Linked DNA regions of Homo sapiens: region 2 is linked to region 1. Evidence: chromatin loops called from intact Hi-C (ENCODE). Cell type or tissue: PC-9. All regions are shown on one strand. Links, peaks and the distances in the headings refer to the core of each region. The heading gives the core; the rest is flanking DNA.

What was found. A loop is a pair of places that touch in the nucleus more often than their neighbours do. Peaks named below come from ENCODE experiments on the same cell type or tissue, not always from the same donor. Only the 100,000 strongest peaks of a DNase experiment are listed, where the experiment ranks them.
Region 2: a loop joins it to region 1, with 6 times the contacts of the local background. A loop is called at or near these places in 2 of 110 quality-filtered maps.

The regions. Positions count from the first base shown.
Region 1 is chr1:110,378,634-110,389,365 of GRCh38, forward strand. It overlaps SLC16A4 (solute carrier family 16 member 4), which reads right to left. Exons shown (of 9, transcript NM_004696.3): 2 at 10,604-10,722; 3 at 4,201-4,333; 4 at 3,019-3,162; 5 at 2,349-2,510; 6 at 220-723. The coding sequence starts at 10,690. Among named protein-coding and RNA genes, the nearest start is that of SLC16A4, 7.0 kb to the right of the region's middle. In PC-9, for the core only: no CTCF peak of the experiment used is centred there; DNase peaks (open chromatin) are centred at 2,228 and 4,988; H3K4me3 peaks cover 1,562 bases; H3K27ac peaks cover 4,253 bases.
Region 2 is chr1:110,433,898-110,444,361 of GRCh38, forward strand. No RefSeq gene overlaps it. Among named protein-coding and RNA genes, the nearest start is that of PROK1, 12 kb to the right of the region's middle. RefSeq lists a silencer at 7-196. In PC-9, for the core only: no CTCF peak of the experiment used is centred there; a DNase peak (open chromatin) is centred at 7,214; H3K27ac peaks cover 1,397 bases.

The DNA.
Region 1 (10,732 bases), core at 1,750-9,749:
TTTAGGGTCCACTGTCTAGTAGGGGAGCCTGTGTGCAGTGACAGAGATCTCTTCCTGGGAAATGCCCAGGTGCTCCATCTAGCCTCAAAAATTTTACTTTCTCTGGCCCTTCTACAATTCCTCTTTTGTTTTTCTTTAGCTTTTTATTAAAATGTAATAAGCTTGTAAAATTAAGTTGATCTTTCCTTTTGGGTAGGAGGCTGATGTAGGCTTTCTTACCTGCTACAGAAACAAGGTAAGAGGCATCCATGATGTCAATCCCCAGTGTTTTGGCTCTGGCTACCAGGTGAAAGGTAGGGATGAAGTATGCTAACTGACTGAGGAGAAAAGACCAAGTAAATATGTAGAAGAAAGGATTTCTAAAGAGAGAAATGTCAAACAGTTGTTTGCAGCTCCACGAAATAACCTTATCACTTTCTTCATCACTCTTTAATAACAGTCTGTTCCTGTTAGGCCCATTGTAGAACTCTTCACTTTGATTTTGTGAGACTGTTAAATTTTTGCTAGGTAGTCCAGCCTTCTGCGTAGTACTGTCCTTGATGGTAGACTCTTCTGTCTCATGGCAGTGTGTTTCTGTTGCATGTGCCTCTGGACCATGTGCAGACAAACTGCTGCCTTTATCTTTAATACCAGAATTGTTCTCACTTTTGATATGGATGGGTCTTAAGAGCATACTAGAAGGCACCAAATTCAATGCGATAGCTCCAAATAATATAAGGGCTCCTAAATAGGGAGAGATTGAGCAATTAAAAATAGCCTTTCAGTTCACAATACTGCTTTGTGTTCATAGGCTCAGAAGAGGCCCCACTGGCATAGCCCATTAATTCTTGAAAACATTACTTTGTCTCCGATTTGACTTATTAGTCATATACACTGCTGTATCCGTGTAATAATGTAGTGCTTTGGAGATAGAAAACCAGAAAGCTGCACCAATAGATGGGATAAAAGGAGAGATGGTGGTTATTTGTGTTAAGGGGGGTAGGGGGGGCAAGTTTTTGGAGGGAGAGGAGAGTGTTTCAAATGCTAAAAAATTAAATAGAAAATTTAAATATCCTGAAGTGAGAGTACAGATTTAGGTACAGAAAAAATAGAATAAGATGAAAGAAATCATTTGGAAACAGCCTTAGAAGAGGGGACAGCTGGCCAGGTGCTATGGCTCATACCTGTAGTCCTAGCATTTTGGGAGGCTGAGGCAGGCAGATCACTTGAGCCCAGGAGTTCAGGACCAGCCTGGGCAACATGGTGAAAACCTGTCTCTACAAAAAATACAAAAAAATTAATTGATGTGGTGGTGTGCACCTGTAGTCCCAGTTACTTGGGAGGCTGAGGTGGGAGGATCGCTTAGCCTGGGAGGTGGAGGTTGCAGTGAGCCGGTATCATGCCACAGCACTCCAGCCTGAATGACAAAGCGAGAGAGCCTGTCTCAAAAAAAAAAAAAAAGCAGCGGGAGGGAGGAAGGCATGGATAGCCTTTCATCCCATGACATTTTTTAGATCTTCCTTAAAAGATGACAGATGCTAATCTTGCCTTTGGAGCTGAATAGTTGCTTGCATTCAGCGTGTCCTGATCAAAGCTATGATTTGTATGGTGCTTCTAAAGATAGAATGGGCTATAGGTTCTGCTATCCTATCATGGATTTGTCAGCTGGTCCCATTCACCATGAGACTACTGAATAGTTAGGAAAGATTCAACAAAACTGCCATGTAGATAGCAATAGGCATATGAATACACACATATACATGTATTTTTTCCAGTAGTTTAGGATTATTTTAATCCAAATGTCTTAGTTACAAAGAAAATTGTGAGTTGAATCATTTTTTATTCATTTGTGAAAATTTATAGTTGACATTACATAAACTCTTAAGGAACATACTCTTTTTACCAAAGTATTTGTTTCTTTTTTATCTATTTCAGTGAGTCCGATGGGGGAGGAGTTTTTTTAAATGCAGATTTTTGTCTTAAAGGGAAAATGGGAAAAGTGAGGGTTTTTGATGGGGCGGGGGCGGGGGGGGAAGGGGGAAGCCTTATTTCCCCAGAAGTATCGCTTTTACTGCAAGCTGTTTCCAGCTGCACGGAATGCCCTCCATCTCCTCAGACATTGAGCCCTATGGTGAATTCTGAGTTGCTTGTGTGAGCTGGCAAAGCCTGCAAGTATTTCAAGATCTCTTTTGCGTATGTATTCTCCAGGGAAGAGAAGCATGTTTACTTTAGAAATTATGCTCATTTCCTCTCTTGCAATACCTTGTGAAATCGATTGCTCTGAAAGTCTTAACTTCCATTTCTCAAAGGGAGAAAGCTGAACGCTAAATCTTGCACAGTTGATAGTAAATAAACTTAGAATGACGTACCTGTCCAGTCATACAGATCTATCAGGAATTTTGTAAAGGGTGCCAAAAGAAAAGTCAGTCCCATCCCAGAACGGGCAATAGCTGTAGAAAGAGCCAATCGTTTTTTGAAGTATTTGGTAGTTACCACAGCAGCCACTTGGTATAAGAAAGCAGAACCCAAACCTAAAAGAAAAACGTAATAGTTTAGAATCACTCTTACATTAAGTGGCTTGGTAACAGAAAAGATAATCTCCTGGATCCGAGATAATACAGCTAGGCCTTTTGGACCCAGGAACAGTAGAAGGGAAGAGTCCTGTTCCATCTTCTATCTTCTATGGATGGATGCATATATACATACACACACACACACACATATTTTGAGACAGGGTCTCACTTTGTCACCCAGACTGGAGTGCAGTGGCACAATCTCGGCTCACAACAGCCTCAGCTTCCTGGGCTCAAGCAATCCTCCCACCTCAGCTTCCCAAATAGCTGGGACTACAGGCATGTGCCACCACTGGCCTGGCTAATTTTTGTATTTTTAGTAGAGACAGGGTTTCACCATGTTGCCCAGGCTGGTCTCGAACTGGACTCAAGCGATCCACCCACTTTGGCCTCCCAAAGTGCTAGGATTACAAGTGTGAGCCACCACTCCTGGCCTTCTATGGTCACATAATTACAATGGACTCACCGGGTAGAAGTCCCATAGTCACACAAAGAAAAGGAATACTTGTGGCCCAGCTGCTGATCAGATATCCACCAGTAACAACGAAAGCCCCAAGAATGGAGGTAGTTTTCTCTCCAAGTATGTCACAAATAATAGCAACCAGGGGACCTTAAGAGAAGAAAGAAAGGCAATTCTTAGGTAAATAATGATCTGGCATCCCTTATCCTCTGATGGCGATTTAAATGAATGACAAGGAAAGCAAGAGGACTGTTTACTTTGAAGTATTACGTATTCTTCAAAAAAGATTTTCATATCGGGTTTCTTAATATCACTAGTGCCACACTATTTTAGTTTTTGGAAGGGGAGTTTAAAAGGAAATGTTGATTGTAAGTAAGGTTTGGAGGGGAGGTGATTTGAAATGCATTATAGAACCTCCACAAAAAGATTGCATCTAGTGGTCAATGACTAGAATAAGGTTGAATCACTTATCTGCTCTTCCACCCTGTTACAGCTCCAAATAAAAGGAGAAGAAATTGGTTCTATAATTTGTTTTGAGGCTGGACGCCGTGGCTCTTTAATCCCATACTTTGGGAGGCCAAGGTGGGCAGATCACCTGAGGTCTGGAGTTTGAGACCAGCCTGGCCAACATGGTGAAACCCCATCTCTACTAAAAATACAAAAATTAGCCAGGCATGGTGGCGGGCGCCTGTAATCCCAGCTAGTTGGGAGGCTGAAGCAGGAGAGTTGCTTGAACCTGGGAGGCAGAGGTTGCAGTGAGCCGAGATAGCACCACTGCACTCCAACCTGGGCAACAGAGTGAGACTGTGTCTCAAAAAAAAAAAATAAATAAAATTGTTTTGAATATACTTAGATAACTAGAACTTCATGGCCTAACTTCCAGGTTGAGGGCCTTACTCATTGAACCTATATTAAGGCATTAACAGACTGGAAAGGCAATGCATGAAATACTGAATCATGGCATTTAATAATTCCTCAGCTTTCTTTGTTTGAATGCTGATTCTCCCAACTTTGTTACTAAGTCAAGTGGAAGCTAAATATTGCAATTCCTTACTTTCTCAGCGTTACATATCAGTAAATGAACCTTAATTTTAGAAACTGAATTCCTATTCAGTCTTGAATAGGAATCTTGGAATTGCCCTTTGTGGTTCTTCTCCTTAGACAGCAAGCTTATTGCCAGCTTTATACCTGCACAAAAACGAAGAGATGACATGATGGATCCAATCCAACCAATTTGCTCTGAGGTGCCTTCAAACTCTTCTTGAAAGACCACAAAGAAAATTGCAAAAGTCTTGGTCATCCCCATCACAAACACATTCACCTAAATCAAAGCAGACCAGAGTCCAACTCAGGTGGTAAGTGAGCCATTACAGAGGCAATTACGGCTACTAGAAGTTATGATTCCCTCAGCTTACTACTATTTACCAGTTTGCCTTATTGGTTGAGCCTCATTATACATCTTATATTTTATGGGGGAAGTCATTCCTTTTAAAGTAGCTAAGCATTTTAAATGGAAACATCTCATTTAATCCTCATTTCATGGCTTTGGAATAGGCATGCCAATGTTGTGTACCAAATAATTTATACCAAATAAACCACCCAGTGGGTTCATCTTGCCTGCTGCCTAGATACAGTTGATTTATCAAGACAGGAATTGCAATAGAGAAAGAGTTATTCCCACAGAGCCCATTGTGCAAGAGACTGGAGTTTATTAGACCAATCAGTTTCCCCGAGCTTTTGGGGATCAGAGTTTTTAAGGATAATTTGGTGGGTGGGAGGCCAGTGAGTTGGGAGTGCTGATTGGTTGGGTCAGAGATGAAATTCTATCAAAGCTGCCCTTTTGCGCTGAGTCACTTCTGGGTGGAAGGGTGGAGGGGGACCCACAACCAGATGAGCCAGTTTATTAATCTGGGTGGTGCCAGCTGATCCATCAAATGCAGGGCCTGCAAATTATCTCAAGCACTGATCTTAGGTTTCACAATAGTGATGTTATCCCCCGAGCAATTTGGGGAGGGTCAGTCTTGTGGCCTCCAGCTGTATGACTCCTAAACCATAATTTCTAATCTTATGGCTAATGTGTTAGTCCTACAAAGGCAATCTAGTCCCCAGGCAGGAAGGAAGTGTTTTTTTTTTTTTTTGGAAAGGGCTGTTAAAAGGAGGTTTTTTTTTTTTTTTTTTTTTTTTTTTGGAAACGGCTGTTAGTTTCTCTTTCAAAGTTAAGCTATCAACTAAGTTTCCCCCAAAGTTAGTTCAGCCTACGCATGGGAATGAACAAGGACAGCTTGGAAGTTAGAAGCAGGATGGATGGAGTTGGTTAGGTCAGATCTCTGTCACTGTAATAATTTTCTCAGTTATAACTGCAACAGCAGTTCCAAGATCAGGAAATTGAAGTTTAGAGAGGTAAAAAGTTGCTTAAAATAGGGGTACTGGAACTGAGATTTGAACCCAGATTAGACTGACTCTAGACCTGGCACTCTTTTACTGCCCTCAGTAGCATCTGTTAAAGACAGCTAATTCCAGTTACCTTTGTGGGAGAAAAGTGTTTGTCCAAAGAGGAATAATTATTCCTGTCAGTTCTTAGATTAGTTTTGATTTAACTCTGCTGCTGAGCTGAGTACCTTCCTTCACTAGATATATAAATAGGTTGACCATAAAATGTATCATCCAAATTGAGACACTCAAGAGTGAAAAGGGGTGCTTAATTTTGGATTAACTGGGATTTGTGGCCATCTTAAGGTTGGGCCAGGGGCCCCATCCTTTTCTTTCTGCCCCACCTAATCTTCCTTACCTGTACTCCACTAGAATTGCTGCTTTGGAGATGAGGTTTTCTTTCTGTGGAGTATTAACTTTTATTTCTCAGAATTCTAGTTAGCCGGGGGGCTGTTAAGTGCTATTCCTTCTTTCCGTTTTTAAGTAACAGTCATGCTTTATCCCACAGGGGTCTAGAGGGGAACCTAGCCAGGGTTTGCATTCACTCGTAAAGCCCAGGTGTACTCTCTGTCTCCAGGGGTTTCGTAGCGTTGGCTTTTCAAGGCCACTTCTGCTTTCAACCTGGCCATGCATTGCTTATGAACCACAAAACCAGCTGGGCATGGAGGCTCCTGCCTATAATCCTAGTACTTTGGGAGGCCGAGGTGGGTGGATCGCTTGAGCCCAGGAGTTCAAGACCAGCCTGGGCAACATGGCGAAACCCCGTCTCTACAAAAAGTACAAAAAATTAGCTGGGCGTAGTGGTATAACACCTGTAGTCCCAGCTACCTGGGAGGGTGAGGTGGGAGGAACACCTGAACCTGGGAGGTCGAGGGTACGGTGAGTTGTGATCACACTACTGCACTCCAGCCTGGGCGACAGTGAGACCTTGTCTCAAAATTAATAATAATAAAAGAACCACAAAGCCTTAGGTTCCCCTTCATTAATTCCACTTTCTCGGCCCGCCTGTTACAGTTCTGTACTCATCTCGCTTGATATCTGCTCCCTGGACAATCATTTACTCTCAAGGTTTTAATTACCACCTGCATACTTATGGTGGTGTAGCTGAACAGGGTTCTGCAATCAGTCTGCCTTAACTTGCATCCAGGCTGTTCTTCCTACTGGGGCGTGACCTTGGGCAAACAACTTCGCACGTCACATGGGTTAAGCTTCCGCTTTTATGATGGGGGAGGCGGCATTGGGGATGAAAATATTACCTAGCTCATAAGACTGTGAAGATTAATTGAGAAAATTCTGATAAAGTACTTAATATTTGGCACTTAACACTCAAACAATTAACTGTGGTTTCCATTCTGCTTTCCCAAGAGCTTCAGACTCCTAATTGTCTACCATATCTTTATAACTTCTGGTCAACTTGTCCAAACATAAACTCACATTTCCCTTATCCTATGCCTACTCTTTTCAGTTTTTTCTATTGGTACCATCCACCCATTCATTTGAGTGACAGATGTGCTTTCTCTTAGACACCTCCCTCCCTCAGCCCCTGCTTTTAAATAATGGTCAAGACCTGCCCCCTTCTTTTCACCCCATCACTACTGGCGATGCTCAGAAATTGCAAAAGTGGTAGTGGTGAGGAAGAAGTCTCTTAATATACTTTTTCCCATTCTGATTTGATAAAAGGAACAAAACTTATTTAGAATGAAGAGTGCTATAAACGCCAGGACTATATATTCAAAAGTTAAAAAGACATTTTATCAGGCCCCCATTGAGGCAATTTATAACCATAATTTTCCTCTAAGGCACTTCTGTCAGGCTAGAAATTAGGTTAGAAAATATACACAGATCTCAAATGACTTAGACTTTCTTCTCTCAGTTCATAATAATGTGATGATTGTGTCCTCTCATGAGCAAGGAATAATACAGTGCATCATTCTGTAAAGTAAACTTCCTTTTGTTCTATGGACGTGGGTTCTGTGCTGGTGTCTAGAGGATGTTGACCTCTATATTCTTAGCTACCTAAATTTAGCTAGCTACTGGTCCCCCAGTTCAGAGCTTTTCATCTCTGGTCTGTCCTTGGTGTCTGCGTGTAGCAGCAGTGAATGGTTAGGACTTGTCTCTAATAACTGAGTCCGTGTCCACTATGTATCAAGAAGACCAAGGGCAGAGCCTTTGCACCTACCATGCTTCCCGTCCCTTAACTTGAAGTCTTCCAACTTTGTTTCAGTTTTGACTCAAAGATATTAAAAATCTCTCCCAAGGTCTAGGTTTTTCCTTAGTTAATTTAGCAGACTACATAAATCTGCATTATTCTACATAATCCCATGTCTTAGACCAAGCTTGGTGGGTTTTAGTTCTGTTACCAGAGTCCACGTCATACATTGTAAATGGCTCACTCCAAAATAAAGCAAAAACCCTAGAACTTCTCCAGTCCCCTCATTTTCTTTTTGTTTTTAAGAGCAGTTAATTGGGTTGAACCTGGCAGGAACACCTTAAGCAGGACTTCCCCCACACCCCACCTCCAATAAGAGCTTCCTCACTAGATCATTTTAATTATTGTCTGGGAAAGGAGTTGGATCAGCCTCAGTGACTTATTTTCAATACAGGCACCAGGCTTTGTCAGAGTTAGTTTTATCTAATAACAACTTCTTATCCTGCGTCCTTTTCTAGTATCACCCTAGCTCCTCCTGACCTTCACAGGCAAACTTCTGTAAAAAATGGTCTATTAGGTATCTCCACTTTCTGTCATTCTGCTACTCCACTGAAAACTAAAGTTCACTAACTTTGGCCCCCACTGCTCCACTGTACTAGCTCTTATCAAGGTTATTAGATTTCTTTGTTGCTAAACCAATAGAGTCTTGTTATTTCTCTCCTATTTGACCTCTCAGTAGCATCTGCTCGTCACATTTCTCTGAAATGCAAATCTATCACATCCCTGCTTAATTTTTCTCATTAGCTTCTCATAGCCTCAAGAGCCATTCTCATCTCTTCAGTTTCATCAACTATCCCCTTCATCCTTATTTGTTTATTCATAAATGTGTGCAGCTATCAATTCATCCATCCATCTATCCATCCACCAACAGTATTTTACTGAGTGCCTACTATGTTCCAGGCTGTATACTGGCACTGGGCTTACGGTAATGAGCATATACTCATGAGCAATGCAGACATAGACCCTGCCCCCATGGAACATTCAGTCTAGTAAGACAGACTGAATACAGAAAACAGTCATACAAATATATAAAGTGTGGTAAGTTGGTTAGAATGAATCTCTCTCTCTTTTTTTAAGTAGGAAGCTCCCAAAGAACATTGTTATTTTTCACTTACTAGGAGCTCATCTGTTATAGAAAAGAACAGTTGTAAGTCATACAGAAACAAAAGCACAGTCATTCAAGTATCCACATTACAACTGTGGGGGATTAGCCCCTGAATTTATTGTTAACATTTTGAGGATCCAGTGCATTTTTTGTGCTTAGTAAGCAGTATCACACCCTAAAAGTGGGACAGTGTTTATTAATCTGGTTATTAGATGGTTTTTCCTATCAGCAACTAAATTGATCAAAAACCATTCTATCCTCAGAGGATAATGTAGAAAAAGTCAGGGTGGTTACTGGGGAGAAAGGCAGGAGAATTAGAGATCCTCACCAACAGTGCCTATTCTGCAAAGCCTATGATTTAGGGGGGTGGCCCAGCCCCAGGAAGGGCTCTCAGACTTAGGGCATCCTTTAGTTTCCCTATTAGTAACATTTCTAGGGGGAAAATGAGATTGTTTAGTACTGAAGCTAATGTTTAGCAAGTACTACTATTATGTGTTAAGAGTTTTGTATTACATAAATCCTGGCTGGGGACCTCTGCCCCTATCTTGTCTAGCACGAGGGAGGAGGCCTGATGTTTTCCCACCATCCTATTTGTAGAATTCTTAGATATCTGCATGTGAACTATAGGATTATTAGAAGGCACCAAGACCTGTGCTACCTTTCCCCGTGAGCTGCTTACTGTAGGGCTGAGTAGGGGGGAAGTGTCGGCAAGAAAAGGGTGTTTTTTTTTGAGTGCATCTCAAAGTTAATAGAACTCTGGAAACACTTAAGAATTGTGCAGCTGGTGCCACTCTCTGGAGAGCTGTGTGGGGCATAGCTGGGGTTCACCAACATTCTGGAATGGGCATGCTGATGATGCAGATCACCACTCTCACACCTCAACCCCTGGGAGGGTGAGGGAAAGAAGTTAATTTAAAAAATGGAATGCCTCGTCTAGTTGCTTATGGGTAAAGGAGAAGAATCAGGCTCCCCCTTCAAAATCCTTGTCCTCCCTTTCCAAACACATCGGAAATATAGATAGCATAAACTATAGTTAGTGGGGATGGATTGGGAAGTAGACAGCAGGCCAAACAGAGGAAATGTCCCCACCCCTTATCGGTAGAAGGGGCTGTGCCCACAGTGTTCTATCTATGCTGGGCTGAACTGGGGAGATCACCCCCAGAGCACTTTTTAGCACCTCCCAGTGCTACTTTTGGGATGGTTAAAAGTATGATTGTCCCCAAACCCTAATTGCCATGCAGCCAGTACAGAACTGCTGATTGTGACTGAGCATTCTCAGGTTTAAGAGATGATAGGAAGAGTAGATGACTGGATTCAGGAACACTTCTGTTTGTTTGTTTTGAGAGAGTCTCTCATGGTTGCCTAGGCTGCAGTGCAGTGGCACGATCTTGGCTCACTTCAGTCTCCACCTCCTGATTTCAAGCAATTCTCCTGCCTCAGCCTCCCAAGTAGCTGGGACTACAGGTGCATGCCACTGCACTCAGCTAATTTTTGTATTTTTGTAGTGATCGGGTTTCACCATGTTAGCTAGGCTGGTCTCGAACTCCTGACTTCAAGTGATCCACACACCTAGGCCTCCCAAAGTGCTGGGATTATAGGTGTGAGCCCCCACACCCAGCCCAGGAACATTTCTGCTTTTGCTCTAGGGGCATTTTCAACTTTCTCCTGGGTTCGGCATGGGCCTCTGACTTTAGCAGTTTTTGGCAGCTCCTGGCCTTGTTCCTGCCCACCCCTCCACTCAGATGCCAAAGATTTCCTAAGTGATCCTATTCGTAGGCAGCTCTGAGCCTTTCTCCAGAAAGCCTGCTTTTAGGCAATAGGAAAGGGGGAAAAAAGTGAATTCTTACCAGGAAAAAATGAATCACAATCATCCATCCCCATCCTCCATCCAGGGTTTTAGTGTAAGGTTGGACCTTCCCCTCCCTCTTCAGCATGATGCCTCTTCTATTTTAAATGCAGAAGATCCCTGTGATAAA
Region 2 (10,464 bases), core at 2,465-10,464, 56 kb after region 1:
GTGCCTGCTGAGAGTGATTGCCCAACAGAAGCTCCTCCTGCACTCTCAGCCCACAGTGGGGGCAGGGGCAGGCCGAAAGGCTGGAGAGTGAGAGAAAGCCACCTGCTGGGAGGTTCTGGCTTTGTTGCTGCCACTGACTCAGCCCCAGGCCTTTCCCCGTGTGACCAGCCCATCAGACTCACACCCCTGAGCTAACCTGCACCCAGGCCTTCCTGGCAGTACAGACTCACGCTCAGGACAGTGTTTCATGCCTGTCTTTCTAAGGAGTTTCTGTAGGATTTCAACATGTGATCTCCCTGCCCTGCTGCCCTCAGAGCTACTCATGTGACTCTGTTTCCTTCTTTTCAGTCTTTTAAAATTGTGGTGAAATGCGAATAACTTAGAATTTACTATTTTAACCATTTTTGAGTGTACGATTCAGTGGCATTAAGTATTTTCCTTTCTTTTCGCTCCTGGCAGCCTTATCAATAAAGCGGTGGTCCTGTCTGTTTCCCCCCAGGCCACAGGGTGGGTGTCGGGGGTCAACTTGGATGCCCAATATCTCCCATTTGGATGAAAAGTTTCTATTCTGACAACCACCCATCTGAAAAATGTAAACTTCCATGGAATCTGCCTTCCTTCAGCAGGCAGCTAATGGGAGGCTTTTTAAATTAAGAAATTAGAGTGAGTTGGCTGGTCACAGTGGCTCACAATTGTAATTCCAGCACTTCGGGAGGTCGAGGCAGGCAGATCACTTGAGGTCAGGAGTTCGAGACGAGCCTGGCCAACGTGGTGAAAACCCGTCTTTCCTAAAAATACAAAAATTAGCTGGGTGTGGGGGCATGCACCTGTAATCCCAGCTACTCAGGAGGCTGAGGTTTGAGAATCGCTTGAACCCGAGAGGTGGAGGTGCCACTGCACTCCAGCCTGGGCAACAGAGCAAGACTCCATCTAAAAAAAAGAAAGAAAAAAAAATAGAGTGAGTTGGTCCTGATTTCACTTACTCCTACTTTTACCAGCCTATGTGAGGAAGGAAAGAGCACTGGATCCAGAGCTTAGAACACCTTAAAGGCTGCTGGCTTCTGTGGGGCTGGCACCACTGGGGAGAGGGACTCCAGTCAGCTGGTGAAGGGCTTGGGTCCCTGGCTGCTTGGAATGGGAACTTGTCTGATCTTTCCCCAGAAGCTTGCATTTGTTTGGGATAGAGCCAATGTGCTGTCTTCGGGCAGGAGCCTGCCTCTTGATGTACTGTGTTTGTATCAGAATGCTTCTGGGTACAAGAGATAGAGAGCCTGGCTTAAATTCAATTAACATGTGGTCAAATCAAGGATCCAGGTTCTTTCATCTTTCTGCTCTGTCATCCTCAGCATTGGCTTTTTTCCTAAGACTGGTTACTCTGATGGTCCCGACTCTCCAACTACCGATGGTGGAAGGAGAAGGGCTCCATGATTGCTTGATTCACCCAGCTGTAGAAAGAAAGAAACCACTCTCCCAAGCATAGACTTTATGGCCTTCCCTTCTGACTAATCAGGCCAGCGTAGTTCACCTGTACACCCCTGGATCATCCGCAGTTACAGGTGAACAATGTGGTGGGTTGACTGTTCAAGATGCAGTGCTAGTGCTGGGAATATGGTCAGCTTCCCCTGAAGCACAGCTTCTAAGTACCCTGGGGAATTGCATTACCTGTAGGAGAGGTACACACTGAGCAAAACTTGGTTTCTGTTAGAGGAAAAGACTTGGGGAGTGGTCCCCTACAGCAATGTTTTTCAAACTGTGGATTGAGATCCATTAGTGGGTCATGAAATCAGTTTAGATCACAGCTTATGGGGCAAATTCAGCCTTTATTTATTTGTATGAATAAAGTTTCATTGGAACACCGCTACCCCCACTCGTTTCCTATTGTCAATGGCAGCTTTCCCACTACAATGGCAGAGTTAATTTAATTACTTGGGACAGAGATCATATAGTCATCAAAGCCTAAAATATTTACTCTCAGGCCTTTTGCAGAAAATATTTGCTGATCCCTGGTTTAGCGAGTTGCAACCAGTACTAAAAGATGAAACAGATTAGACTAGAATAGAAAATATATCAGAGTGCATTGCCTGTGATAGGGATAAGTATTATTTCATAAACCCTTGATTTTAGTTTTATATAAACATAAATTCGTGCTTGTGGGTGCTGGGCTCTAGTTTATTTCTTATGGTGGGTCATAGTCAAATAGTTAGAAAAATTGCACTAGAGCACCACTCATTTTTTGCCGTGGAAATAGCTACTTAAGAAGGCCTATTTGTAATAGTGCTGCCCTTTGGGTTACATGTGATCTCTGTACCTAAAAGGTCAGGTGCTGGGGAAGATGCCTTGAATTAACAAAGGGCCATGAAACAATTTTGGGGGGTGACCTGGGAGCACTGAGTGAGCAACAGTATAGGATGAGCAGGGATCTGGCCAGGAGGAAGCTGGACCAGCCGCGCTCAGACTTGAAGAGACTGTGCTGGAAGATCTAAGCCTTTGTTGCTTCTAACATTCTGTGATTTTCAGAGGGGCGTTCACCCCATTCTGTGGGTGGAAAATCAAGGCCAGAGGAGACCACACACAGAAAACTCAGGGGCAGGACTAGTGGCTTTGGCCCTTTGGTGGCTTTCTGCCTGCCGTCCCCTGACTGAGTTTTCTTTGGCCCACGCTCCAACTATGCCTGGAGAGAAGCTAGACCAGATGGAGACTAGCTGGGAGCATTGACTCCTGGGTTCTCCTCTCCTGAGAACTCTGATCTTGCCAGCACAAAGGGGAAGACATCTTCTCTGACTCCTTCAGGGAAGGGAGTCCCGCCGACCACAGCTTTCCACGTTTCTGGGCCTCTGGCTTTTAGCAATTGCCCTCCTTTCCCGCCAACTCTGGCATCTTCCTGCCTGTGTGGGAGTCACTAGCGTGCAAGGAGGCTGAAGGGCCTTGATTGTCTGTGAGAGCCTCTGCCATTAGTAAGGCAGTCGTGGAATGTTTATGGCCTCTGCCACTTCAAAGACATTGCTGGGCTCCCATCTAGGGGATGGCTTTGACATTTATAGGAGGGTCAGCGAGCTAATAAACCAGAGAGGTTTCTAGTGCCTGAGGGATCCTCTTACAAGAAGAAATTTATTTCACATAGGAATGTCCAGAAATTTATTGGAAATATCCAGCCAAGTGCGCATACTAACTAACCCCATGCTTCATTTTGATGAGACCTTATGTCCTTGGACAGGAGGCCCTGTAAGGCAGCTTCAGACAACGGGCTCCACCTCAGCAGGAGCAGCTGGGAGCCTGGGCTCTTCTTTCTGAAACTGCCTTCAGAGTTGGATGGAAGAAGGGCAATTGCCAAAAACCTGGCTGAATCTGTGCTCAGGTGGAATTTTCTATCTCAGCTGCTGCTGAAATCAAAGATGAGCTCAGGCACTGGTCTTCCAAGATGTCAAAGCACAAGTCCTTTCAGAAAGTGAACTCACGTGGACCCCAACTATGTGAAATTGCTGCATTTGGAGCTGCTCTGTCCCAGTGGTGTGGGCAGCTTTCTGCTGGACTCTTCTAGCCACAGGGAGGATACCCTTCCTCCCAGGATAGCCCCCAAGGCACTGTGTCTGAAAGCCCCTTATTTTGAAGAGAAGAAAAATAAAGTCCTAAAATGTTGAGGTGACATCTTAGCTTGGGTTCCCCACAAAACAGAGCCAGAGGCAAAGGCTTGGGTGCCAGTAGTTTATCTGAAGGTGATTCCAGAAAATAGAAGAAAGAGTGGGGGGAAAGAAGCAAGGAAAGAAGGAATGCTGAGAAATAATGTGTTCTCCAGATTGCAGGCTGGATTCTTCCATAGCCCCCAGAGAAGAGGTCTAAGGCCCTCTGAGTTGGAGCATTCACCCACTGGTTCCTACTCCCTCTGGTTGAGGGTTCCTCCAGTGGGGAGGGATTAACTTCCTGTACTTGCAGGCTGTGCTGATGAGTGGGTTGAGCTCCTGCAGTAGAGAGGCCGTGGGCATCACATGGGAAAAAACGGTTTTCCAGGTTGACCCTGTTAGCACAAGGTGAATGTCAGGCCTCTGAGCCCAAGCTAAGCCATCATATCCCCTGTGACCTGCACGTATACATCCAGATGGCCTGAAGTAACTGAAGAATCACAAAAGAAGTGAAAATGGCCCGATCCTGCCTTAACTTATGACATTCCACCACAAAAGAAGCGAAAATGGCCGGTCCCTGCCTTAACTGATGACATTACCTTGTGAAATTCCTTCTCCTGGCTCATCCTGGCTCAAAAGCTCCCCCACTGAGCACCTTATGGCCCCAGCCCCTGCCACCAGAGAACAACCCCCTTTGACTATAATTTTCCACTATCCACCCAAATCTTATAAAACGGCCCCACCCCTATCTCCCTTCGCTGACTCTTTTCGGACTCAGCCCACCTGCACCCAGGTGAAATAAACAGCCTTGTTGCTCACACAAAGCCTGTTTGGTGGTCTCTTCACTGATGCGAGTGAAAGTGAATCTGAGCTCACATGGAATTTTCTATCTCAGCTGTTCCTGAAACCAAAGATGGGCCCAGGGGACATGATGTTGTGGGGCACCAGGGGAACCTGCTATCAGGAACCCTTGGGGTCCAGAAAGTCCATGAGCTGGGCCTAGGATGCCAGCGATCCACAGGCAAGAGTAACATATGAGATGTATACTTATGCATGTGGGTATACATGATCGCACCTGGGCATAGAAACACACACACACACACACACACACACACACACACACACACACTCATTCATTTGAATCTTAGCATTTGGAAGGATTGTGGAAATAAACGAAGACCAAATGAGACAAGCAAAAGCTACTTGGCCCAAGCTTGCTATAGCAAGGGAGACCGCCACCCTCACTTGCGTATTGATGAGACCTAAAGGCAGGCAGAGGAGTGGGAAAGGTTTACAGTGGGAAAAAGGGAAGGCTTCAGGTGTTTCCTGATTGGGGGCTGCTGGCCTGGGGAAGCTGTAGGCAGGCTCACTAGAAGCGGGGCATCCTATGTGATTGGTAGGGGGTGCATATTTAGCTTTCTCTGGTTTGTCCTGAGTTGGAAGTGGGGACAAAAATTAGCGGGGGCGGGTGCTGTTGGTTATTAATCAAGTCCTGGCCATTTGGGGCTGATTGTTTACAGCGGTTATTTTTTGGTTTTCTGGATTACTGTGAGAGATAGCAGCATGATTTGTTGCAAGTCTGACTTATGGTAGCCGGGCTTCCTGGATTGTTTATGGTAGATAAGGGGTTGGTTTCCTGGACTTGCTGCTGCAGATTGTAGGTGCAATCCCTGTTTTTAGATATGGTCTGGCTGTTGTCCATTTGTATACTCAGTCTCTTAGGATCTTAAAGGGTACTAAGGAGAAAAATCCCCTCCATATCCTCCCTGACAGAGGGTCAGCTGTAAGGCCTATTTCTGAACATATTTAGCAATGAGAAGCTCATTGCTTCCATAGCAGCCAATTCCCTTGTCTGCTGGGATATTCTTCCTTATACTGGGCTAAAATCTTCTTCCCTGTACCTTCCACACTTTGATCCTATTTTGCCTTTTGGGGCAACACAACTCTCTCATATGTGAGAGGCAGTGCGGCACAGCAGTCAGAAGTGTGAGCATCTAGAGTTAGATTTGGGGTCAGGTTTTAGCCCTGTGACTTACTATCTGTGTGACTTTGGGCCATCATGGAGCCTTCGTTTCCTCAGCTGGAGTAGTGGTGGGGTAGTGATGTCTACTCAGGACATCAGACAATGCACGTAGACTGCCCAGTAATGGATCACTGCAGTGGAAGGTTGCCATCATGGCTGCTTTTTCAGGCTAGGCATCTGCAATTCGTTCACTTCTTCTTCCTCATAAGCTTGGTTGCCATTTCAAGACCTACCCTAAAACAGCGCACCCACTCTCTGGCTCTGGAACTCGGCCTGCAGTGGACCAGAGAGAGAGTGCAGTCCTGGGACTGTGCCTTATAGGGTGATGTATGGTTTGGCTCTGTGTCCCCACCCAAATCTCATCTTGAATTGTAATAATTCCCACGTGTCAAGTGCGGGACCCAGTGGGAGGTAATTGAATCATGGGAGTGGTTTCCCCCATGCTGCTTTTGTGATAGTGAGTGAGTTCTCATGAGATCTGATGGTTTTATAAGTGTCTGGTATTTCCCCTGCTGGCACTCATTCTCTCTCCTGCCACCCTGTGAAGAAGTGATTTCTGCCATGATTGTAAGTTTCCTGAGACTTCCCCAGCCATGCGGAACTGTGAGTCAATTAAATCTCTTTTCTTTATAAATTACACATTCTTGGGTATTTCCTTATAGTAATGTGAGAATGGACTAATACATAGGGTTAGAGTGTTTGGAAGCTGACAGGTGACAGGGTGGTGGGAGGTGGAAATTGAGGGCTGCTGGGGAAGAAGATGATCAGAAGATTAGCAGGCTGGACTTTCTGGTGTGTGGGTGGGGGGACCTAAGGCTGGTAAGGCAGGTGGGATAGGACATTGTCCTGTTAAGTTTCCAACCTAACCCCCAAACTCAGCCTTGGGCTCCAAGTTTGGGAACGCAGGCTAAGAGAGAAGGGCCCCAAGCTTTCTTCTGGGCGGGGCCTTTTGCGAAAAGCTCCAGCAGGTCCAGACTGTTAAGGCTGCCTCTGGGCTCAGGGCCCCCATGCTGCCTTTCCCTCCTGTGCACCAGATTCCCCCAAATATGAACCTTCAGGGAGACCCCATCCCAAGGACAGAGCAGGGGGCTGAGACTGGAGAGCATTAACAAACCTGGTGTGGGGGCCGGTGGGAGAAGCCCCAGAGTAGGAGGGGAAGGTGGGATGGGATGGGCATCATGGCAGGATGGTAGAAGGAGACGGTGGAGCTTATTAATGTCTCTTGTGGCCAGGGGCAGTGGCTCACACCTGCAATTCCAGCACTTTGGGAGGCTGAGGTGGGTGGATCTCTTGAGGCCAGGAGTTCAAGACCAGCCTGGCCAACATGGAGAAACCCCGTCCTCTACCCAAAATACAAAAAATTAGCTGGGTGTGGTGGCACACTCCTGTAATCCCAGCTGCTTGGCAGGCTTAGGCACAAGAATCACTTGAACCTGGGAGGTGGGGGTTGCAGTGAGCCCAGATTGCGTCACTGCATTCCAGCCTTGGTGATAGAGCAAGACTCTGTCTAAAAAAGAAAAAGGCCTCTCGTGCCTTTTTTCCAGTCCTTCTTGACTGGTCAGCCAACTCGACAGCTCAGCTCCTAAGTGAGCCCCCATCCTGTGCCTAAGGCTGACCAGGCATGAGGAAGTGCAAACACTGCTTACCCTGAGATCCTGCTGCTGCACCTCCTTTCCTAGGCTCTGCCAAGTTATCATGGAATGTTCTTAAACAATAGTCCCAGCCCTGTGGCCTGAGAAGATGGTTCTGTTAGAACAACTCTCCTTTTCACCTTTCCAGCTAAATGATGAGGGCTCCAATGGGGCTGAAGAGCAATGTCCCATCATGAAAGATATCCCAGTCCACAGGCGTGTTAGCCCACCCTCTCTCCTTCGGTTCCCTTAAAAATCTGGGAGGTGAGGCAGGTCCTGAAGATAGAGACTGGAAGGAGTGAGGGAATCCAGCTGATCTCAGTGGCAGAGCTGGGACTCAAACCCAGGCTTCTTCATTCCAGGCCTCCTCCTCCTGGGCCATAGCTGGGTGGAGTTTGGGTTCTGCCAGTGTCTAGCTATGTGACTTAGGCACTTTCATGACTTCTGGGTTCAGGTTCCTTCTGGGTTCAGGAACTTATGGGTTCAGGTTCCTTCTCCGTGTGGTGAGGGGGTAGAAACAGACCAGACTGCCTTGGGATGAAACCTTGAGGGTGAAAATGCCAAGTCCTGCCCTAGCAGCGGGCAGGAGAGAGAGCTGTGGAGAGAAAGCCCTTTCCCCTCTGTGGCTGGCTTCTCCCTGGCCTCCTGGGTCAGCCTGAGCCATCTCCCCTCTGGGCAGTGAAGCGGTTTTTACCCTGCCTGTGGCTCTCAGTTTCTTTGTAGACTCCTTAGGCATTGTGACTGGGGAGCTTAGTCAAAATAACCAAATGCCACAGGGCCCCAGAGGAAGAAGTGTTCTAGCATTTCTTAGGACATGTTAAGAAACAAACACACACAATCTGTAAATTCTGGGTGTGTCTTTAAAGGAAGCCAAGATAAAGTGGCTCTGGCCTTAAGCAGTGCCACTGGGAGACCTGAAGGGAGTGACTCCTTGCTTCTGGTCCCCTGGGTCTAGTCCCTCTAAACAGCTGGGGTGAGGGAGGGACAGTGTATCATTCAGATTTTGCTCTTCAGGGAGGCCTTCTCTGCAGTGATTACTTAAGGAAACAGGGTTTTATTGTGGTGCTGGCTGGCCAGGGCCTGGTTTTCTTGGTCCCAGGTCCACATCATACCTGATAGAAGGATAATGTGGGAAGAGGGGCAGATATGCTGTGAGTGCCAGTGCTGGTTCCCACAGCTGCTGGAACAAGTTGCCACAAACTTAGTGGCTTTAAACAACAGACATTTATTTTTTCATAGGTTGAGAGGCCAGAAGTCTGAAATCAAGGCATTAGTAGGGCCACATTGTCTCTGAAATCTCTAGGGAAGAATCTTTCCTTGCCTATTCGAGTTCCTGGTGGTGGCTGGTGTTCCTTGGCGTGCAGCAGCACAATTCCAATCGTTGCCTCTGCTCCCCATGGCCTTCTCCTCTTCTCTCTCTTATAGGAATATTTGCCATTGGACTTAGGACTCGCTTCTGTAATACTGGATGATCCCATGTCAGGATCCTTAAACTAATTACATCTGCAAAGAGCTTTTTCCCAAATATGGTCATATTCACAGGTTGGAGTGCGAGAGAGACATATCTTTTTGGAACCACCATTCAACCCACTAGTGTGTCTAAGCACTCCGAGAGTTCTGTCATGTACTCGTAATACACCTGAGAGGAGGGTATTATTCCCATGTTTCAGAAGATAAAACTGAGGCTCAGAGAGGTGAGATAACTTGTACCAGTTCATATCATCAGTGAGTGGCTGGACTAGGATGGAAACTGAGGGCTTCACCACCCAGGCAAGAGGGCAGGGGCCAGCCTGTGGAAAGATATGGAAGAATGCAAGCTCGGCCCACGGAAGAGCTGTGAGCAGCTTCATCCTGCTGCAGTGGTGAGTGTGTGAGGGTGGGAATGATGGGAGAGGAGGCTGAAGGAGAGCAGGGCAGGTCTTTTAAGACCTTTGACCCAGGCTAAGGAGTTTGGGCTTGACCTGGGGATACAGAGGATCCTTGGAGACTTCGGAGCTCTCAGAGATGAAGAGCAGACCTCTGGGTTGCATGGAAGATGGATTGCAGAGAGGTAAACCTAGAGAGAAGGGCCTGTCAGGAGGATGGGAAGAACAGCACCAGTGCAGATGGAAAGGGAAGGAAGAGTCTGAAGTTAAGGGGAGGTCCAAGTGACAGGATTAAATGACCAATGAATTCAGATAAATTTAGGAATCTAGGAAGTTCCCAGGTTCAACTCCTGAGTGTATTGTGGTGCCTCTCACAACGCTGGAAGGATGTGGCAGTGGGCAGCCATGGTTTGTAGCTGCCCAAGATCCTTGGACACTTTCCTTGTACTCAGGTCTGAGTCAGTTATCTCCCAGTGCGCTTGCAGAGGTGCAGGTGTGCGCACTGGGCTGTGTGATCGGACAGCCCACATGAGCCTTTCACAGGAAAGAAGCAACTCGTAGAAAGGGCTCTGCAGGGGCCTGGACGTCAGCAGATGATGGCAGAGGAAGCTGAACGGAGAGCTGGGCCAGGTCTCATCAGCAGAGGAGCTGCCTTTGGGAGACGCCTTCCTTGTTAGGCAATTCTGTGGTTGGTTCTGGACATTGTTCTTGGACACTCAGCTGCATCCTGCTTCTCAAGACACCCAACAACTCAACGAGCTACTTAACAGTCTTCATTAAATTCCATTTCTGCTGAAGCCAGCCAGGCTGGACTCTGTTATTTACAACTAAGAACCCTGAACAATATAAGTGGGTTTAGCAGCGAGGATGAAAAGGAGGTGAAAGGACAGGGGCATGCTGAATGTGAGGTGCCAGTGGGGTATCGATGTGGTGATGTCCAAGGGGCTATTGGCTCTATGGGCCAGGAGCATGGGGTGGCCTGTGCTGGGAACACTGGTGTGAGATCATGAATGTGTAGGTGGCTGTGAGGCCTATTTGGGACGGGTGCGGAGGGACGGGAGAGCATCGAGTGTGGAACCTCAGTGAACAGCTTCGTTTAAGAGATAGCAAGAAGCAGGGGAGACTTAGAAGGAGACTGAGATGGGAGGATCTAGACAAAATGGTGTCATGAAAAGTAAGACAGGAATTCAAAGAAAGAGTAGTGCCTCGGTCAAAAAGGCACAGAAGGGCAAGGGAGATGAGGAGTGAAAAAACGATGCCTTGCGTTTGACATTTAAAAGGCTAAGGATGGGCCAGGCAAGATGGCTCATGCCTATAGTCTCAGCATT